2 separate regions of the Homo sapiens genome follow, and region 1 is linked to region 2. Evidence: chromatin contacts called from ENCODE Hi-C data. All regions are on one chromosome and are shown on one strand. Each heading gives the region's core, a stretch centred on a gene start or an enhancer-like site at or near the end of the contact. The rest is flanking DNA. Distances are from core to core; before and after follow the strand shown.

The links. Hi-C counts contacts between places; a loop is a spot of excess contacts on that map. Pooled maps may share reads with other maps.
Region 1: a loop to region 2 is called in a map of CD4-positive, alpha-beta T cell, with 13 times the contacts of the local background. The contact joins the promoter of ZNF510 here to the promoter of LINC02603 in region 2. A Hi-C loop is called at or near these places in 2 of 168 maps with a recorded cell type or tissue (CD4-positive, alpha-beta T cell and naive thymus-derived CD4-positive, alpha-beta T cell) and 7 of 50 pooled maps.

Annotation. Positions count from the first base shown.
Region 1 is chr9:96,776,739-96,779,962 of GRCh38, reverse strand. It overlaps ZNF510 (zinc finger protein 510), which reads left to right and starts at 1,876. Exons shown (of 6, transcript NM_014930.3): 1 at 1,876-1,929. RefSeq lists a silencer at 2,016-2,115.
Region 2 is chr9:94,257,466-94,260,633 of GRCh38, reverse strand. LINC02603 (long intergenic non-protein coding RNA 2603) reads left to right here and starts at 1,323. Exons shown (of 3, transcript NR_160773.1): 1 at 1,323-1,523. It overlaps ZNF169 (zinc finger protein 169), which reads right to left and starts at 1,336. Exons shown (of 5, transcript NM_194320.4): 1 at 1,289-1,336. RefSeq lists enhancers at 1-524, 854-983, 525-1,171, 1,014-1,333, 1,172-1,817.

The DNA of each region.
Region 1 (3,224 bases), core at 627-3,126, 2.5 Mb before region 2:
AGAAATGTATAATTTAAAAATTTAAAACTTTGATATTATTAATTGCTTATTGTTGAATGAATCCTTGTGAAAATTATTGATTGTAATGTTAGTGCCATGGATATGTCCTTTGTCCCAGCACCTATCTCATTGTCCTAACAAGGTTACTGAAGGTTCTCTTTCCACTGCTTTAAAAGCCAGCTGATACATACTACATTCTTTCTTTTTCATATAGTTGAACTTTTACTGCACCAGGATAAATTTTTAAATATTTAGTGATAGTATACATAGTAAATATAGAGATATTGCTATGCATTTTCAATTCTTTTCTGATCATTACCATAAGTTTTTATTAGAATGAAAATTGGAATAGTTCCTTTAGGAAAACAGGCAAAATATATAAATGTCAAAAAAAGAAAATATATACTTAGAAAACATAGATGATTAGAATTTTTAAAAACAAATGTTAGTCTTTTCCTCCAGTATCTATTAAAGTGTTTTTCAGTGTCAACAGTAAAATTTTATACCTTGATTCATATATACTGCACTAGTTTACTGTTGCCATTAATCTTTTTTCTTGCTAATCAAAACTTATCATTGCCATATAAAATAACCTGTTAGAAAGTATCAACCGTGTGTGTGTGAGTGTATGTGTGTTACTAAAAAGAGTGTCATAAAATACTGTGCTGAGAGGTTCCTAATTTGGTTCCTGATTTCAGAAGCATACCACATAAGATTTAAGCAAGCTCATCTCTAGGAGATGCATAATTTGTGGATAACGGTTTTCTTAGTTGGGATTGTGTGTACTTCAGGTATTATGTAATGCTGAACAGCTTACTTGCTTTTTCTTTTTTTCCCCCCAGAGATAAACTGAGGATCACAAATATTATTCTTTTATGTTAATAATGGTTTCCATTTTCTAGTATTTGTTACATTTTACGGCTTTATTCACAAAGCTGTTTATGTATTTTTGTGGCAGCTCTAAGTTAAAAGGCACACTTGTAACATTACAGTCCCAATTTTCCCTTTATCAACTTTATATTATAAAATTTTCCAACACATAGTCAATAAGCATGTCCATATTCTAGAAGTAGATATTCTTAACATTTTGCCATACTTCCCATTTCTAATTATTTTTTAAAAAGAACTTACAAACGGGCCGGGAGTGGTAGCTCACGCCTGTATACCCAGCACTTTGGGAGGCCAAGGCAGGCGGATCACTTGAGGTGAGGAGTTCGAGACCAGCCTGGCCAACATGGTGAAACCCCGTCTCTACTAAAAATACAAAAATTAGCTGGGCGTAGTGGCGGGCGCCTGTAGTCCCAGCTACTTGGGAGGCTGAGGCAGGAGAATCGCTTGAACCCGGGAGGCGGAGGTTGCAGTTAGCCGAGATCGCGCCACTGCACTCCAGCCTGGGCGACAGAGTAAGACTCCGTCTCAAAAAAAAAAAAAAAAACCAAAAAACCCAAAAACTTACAAACATAATACAATCCTAAATACTTACATAGACATCTCTTTATGAATAAGCAAGATTACCTACATAATCCCAATGCTGCCACAATTAATTAATAATTCTAATTTCCAGTCCGTATACAAATTTTCCCAATTGTTTTCAAACGTCTTCCGCGGCTCTTGCTTTCTGTAACCACACGCTGCATTTGCTGTTATGTCATCAAGTCTAACCCACAACCTCTGGGGCTCTGACAGAACCCGGGCTCCAGTTATCAGGACGGTCCATGTTATTACGCCATAAATCTTGGGGGAAAAACAAACAAAAAAACACTGACAGCTGGCGCCGTACTGCATGTGAAACGTAGTCTTGCATGTTATGGGTTACCGCGCAGCATGCTGGGAACGGATATGCGCGTTTTCGTCTGCGCATGTGCAGTCAACCCCACTTTCCGGCTTCTCCCTGTTAGTGTTTGCTGGTGCAGAGGGTTCGCAGCTCAGGTGAGAGCGCCGGGCCTCCACGCGGATTGCGGACCTGCAGGGAGGGATGTGCTAGTGTCCAGGGGGCGGGAACGCGACGTCCCGGGAACTCCCCCAAAGCAGGCCGTCGCTCCCTGTGCCTCGGCCGGCCCGGGACCTCAGCCTGAGAAGGGCCGGTGGGGGCGGGCTCCGGGGGCGTTAGGTGGGGCTGAGTCCTAGTTGGAAGATGCTCGGTGCGGGCCGAGGTATGGGCGCCAGAATGCAGCCAGGCGTCGGAAAACGCGGTGCTGGCTTCAGGAGGGGAATGCGCGTTTATTGTATTGACCATGAACCTGCCACAAAGCGCGTACAGCCCGTGGGTCTGCGGTGAGAGGCCGAGCCTAGGAGCTAGAAGGACCTCGTGAATTTTGGCTCTGTCACTTGAGCGTTTGAAAATGAGGATATTAGTAAAAACTGCTTTGTGTCGTTCAGAGGTAAGCCATCCCCTGTAAAGCATTTAGCTAAGCGCTAGTTACTAAGCAGCATGTAAATGTTGATTCCCGTTATATTTGGAAGACACTTTGTTCTTTTCATGTAGTATTTCGTTTAATTCTCACAACCACCCTATTTATATCATTAAAAATGAAGAAGGAGGAGTGAAAAGATAGAGCCAAGCTCACAAAGGATGAGAGAGCTAGGATGTCAATACATAAACACTTTACTCCCCGAATCAGGCTGTTTGTAATGGCCTACCTACCTAACCCAGCATTGCAGCCTTCACAGCACTGAGTGATTGTCCCCAAAACCCCAGGACAATGATTGTGAAGTCAGTGTGGACAGAATCTTACTATGTGGCAAGTGTATTTGTTGTGGGGTTTCTGGGATGTCTCCAGAGCCTCTGGGTTAGACTGAGGCCCCTGCCACCTCCTGTGCTGTCCCTCCTGTCTCTGTCTTTAGAAGTCAGTCTGATATTCTAGGGCAGTGAAGATGAGTCACATACGTAATTTTAAATGTTAAACTAGTAGCTACATGAAAATCTAAAACATGAAATTAATTTTAAGAACATACTGTGGTTTTCTCAGTGTATCCAAAATGTTATTTCAACATGTGGTCCTAGCCACATTTCCAGTGCTCAGTAGTTGATGTGATTGGAGGCTGTAGTCATGGATAGCAGGGTTCTAATTAATGCCAAGAGAATCAGGTTTAAGGCCTTAGGTCACTTCTTCACCAGGAGGATTTTGCTCCCTAGGGAACTTTGGAAATGTTGGAGACTTTTTTGGTGGGGGGAGAGGGGACTGAGTTTCTCTCTGTCGCCCAGGCTGGAGGGCAGTGGTGTG
Region 2 (3,168 bases), core at 74-2,573:
AGCCGACAATCTGGATACAAGCACGCCCCCATGCAACCCACAACCCAGGGATGTCTAACTCCAGGCAAGCCCTTCTCAACTCACCAACTTGGGTCCCCAGGCCCCAAGGCTACTGACCCGAGTCGCACGGCCCTAGCCGTCCCCCCCCCCACTATCAAGACCAAGTCTGGATGTCTACCCACAAACAATCCTCCCCCACAAACCCGGGTCCTAGTGGCCAAGCTGCACCATCACCACCACAGTGCACCAGCCATCCACAAGAGCCCTAATAACTGGACTGAGGTTGGGCACGGTGGCTCACGCCTGTAATCCCAGTACTTTGGGAGGCCGAGGCGGGGGGATTACTTGAGGTCAGGAGTTCGAGACCAGCCTTGCCAACATGGTGAAACCCCGTCTCTACTAAAACACAAAATATTAGCCGGGCGTGGTGGCGTGCGCCTGTAGTCCCAGCTACTCGGGAGCCTGAGGCAGGGGAATCACGCCACTGCACTCCAGCCTGGGCGACAAGAGCGAAACTCTGTCTCAAAAAAACAAAACAAAACAAAAACCAAAAAATTAGCCGGGCGTGGTGGCGGGTGCCTGTAATCCCAGCTGCTCGGGAGGCTGACGCGGGAGCATGGCTTGAACCCGGCGGCTGGGGTGGGGCGCGGAGATTGCAGTGAACCGAGATTGCGCCACTGCACTCCAGCCTGGGCGACAGAGAGAGACTCTGTTTCAAAAATAAATAAATAAATAAATAAAATTTAATAAATAAACAAATAAACAACCCGACTGATGCCCAAGCCGCGTGCCTCCCACTAATGGGGAAGTTTGCTCCAACCGAGGATATCATGTCCTCCAAAGGCACATTTGCTGGCCCAGAGACCTCCGAGGCGCGATGGTGGGGAGGGGATGGCGGGATACTAGTGGCAGGATGCTGTCTGGGTACCCCAGGCAGAGCCCACTCAGCGGCCCCCGAAGTACCGGGGACGCACCTGCGAAGTAGCTCGGGAAGTCGGTCCCAGGCCTGCACTGGCCCCTCCAGGTCAACATACTGGGCCCAAAGTCCCGCCAGAAGCACGCGACAACGCCAACGCCCCCTCCCCACCAGAGGACCTCCGCCAAGACCTCTCTCCGGGGTGGACCACGCACGCCCAGACCCCACAGCCGAAACTCAAAACACCAAGGAACATGTGGCCACGACATGGACTGCCCATGCCAGCTTTCCCGACCTTCCTTCCAGTGGAAGGCCCGCGAAAGCGGGGACCACCTCCGGGCTAGCTCACCAGAACTGTGAAAGGACACTCACCACGCACCAGGCGACGATGCCGGAACGCGGAAGTACGCGAGCCGGACTGCCCCTGGGCACGGAACTACACTACCCAGACTGCCACGGGGCGCGCAACTACCCTACCGTGGATGCCCTGGAGCGAGGGACTACAACATCCAGAATGCTGCGAGGGGCGGGACCGCAGCATCCAGGAGAAATTGTGAAAAATCAGAAAGTAAAATCTAACTTTCGGGTCTATGAGAAGGGTGGTCAGGTGAGCAGTAAGTCTTCTTTAACTTTTTATACGGTCCTTCTAATTTTTTTTTTTTTTAAAAAGATGTTACATGTCCTCCATCCTGCAAATTCACACCTGTGATTGTACACCCCTGAACTTTATCTACTTACTTATTTTTTGAGAAGGGGTCTTGCTCTGTCGGCCAGGCTGCAGTACAATGGTGTGATCATAGCTCACTGCAGCCTCAAACCCCTGGCCAAGCAATCCTCTCACCTCAACTTTCTGAGTAGCTGGGAATACAGGTGCATAGCACCACACCGGGCTAATTTTTTGTTTTGTTTTTTAGAATCTGGGTCTCGCGGCCGGGCGCGGTGGCTCACGCCTGTAATCCCAGCACTTTGGGAGGCTGAGGCGGGCGGATCAGAGGTCAGGAGTTCGAGAGCAGCCTGGCCAATGTGGTAAAATCCCGTCTCTACTAAAAATACAAAAATTACCTGGGCGTCGTGATGGGCGCCTGTAGTCCCGGCTACTCAGGAGGGTGAGGCAGGAGAATCACTTTGAACTCGGGAGGTGGAGGTTGCAGTGAGCCAAGATCGCACCACTGTACTCCAGCCTGGACAACAGAGTGAGATTCCTTCTCAAGGGGGAAAAAAAAAAAAAAGAATCTGGGTCTCGCTATGTTGACCAGGCTGGTCTGGAACTCCTGGCCTCAAGCAATTTTCCCACTTCAGGCTCCCAAAGTGCTGGGATTACAGGCGTGAGCCGTCCTTGTGGCCCAGGCTGCCTTTCGAGTTTATTTAGGGCCCTCTAGCCAGAGGTGGTGAGATTGGCAGTAACTCAAATTCCAACTGCTGGGATAGGTGATTCTCCTCGGGCTAAGGCTGGTGTAAATACTCCCTCCATGCGTGAGAATCAGCTGTGTTTGATCCAGTTTTGCTTTCTGGTATAACAGGGCAGCACTGAGTTCAATGCAATGTCTCATCATTGCTGTGCTTGCCGTCTCCCAAGAACATAGATTCTCTCTCCGCACCACAGAGCCACTGCTGGGGGATGGGTCAGGGGCATTGGTGATTCAAGACTGTCTTTCCTACCTTTTCAGTGCCTCTTTCAGTCATATGAAGTAAAAACCAGGTACTGCGAGTGCTTACCTGATTTTTGGTTCTTGTGAAGGTGCTTTTGTGTGTAAATAGTTGTTAACTTGTTTTTCTTACAAGGGGGAATGATCAGTGGAGCCTTCCATTCCACCATCTTGCTCCACCTCCCACCCCCATGTTTTAAATGACAGTGTGTATGAATGTACTTCTAAAAATGCCAAAAATACTGGGGTTTTTTTTCCTGTTATAAAGAAGAAGATTCTGAAGTTTTTTTTTTAATTCCAATTGATTACAAGAAGATAAGGAAAAACTAAACTTGAGGACATTTAACACTATAGCAATTAAAGTTATCTTACTAATGCAAAGATTGTTTATTAGATGTAACAGAATAATACGCTCAAAAACATACCAAAGTCTTTGCAAAATGAGTTATACTCTTTTTCTAAGAATTTGATAAAAAGTGGTATTTTTAAGTTACTTCCTATTTGCTTCTTCTCAAAATGAAGTAACAGGAACCAGATTTAGCCCTTCACCTTAATCAACATTTAAAAGGACAAAATATATGAAACATTTGAAGACATTTGACATCA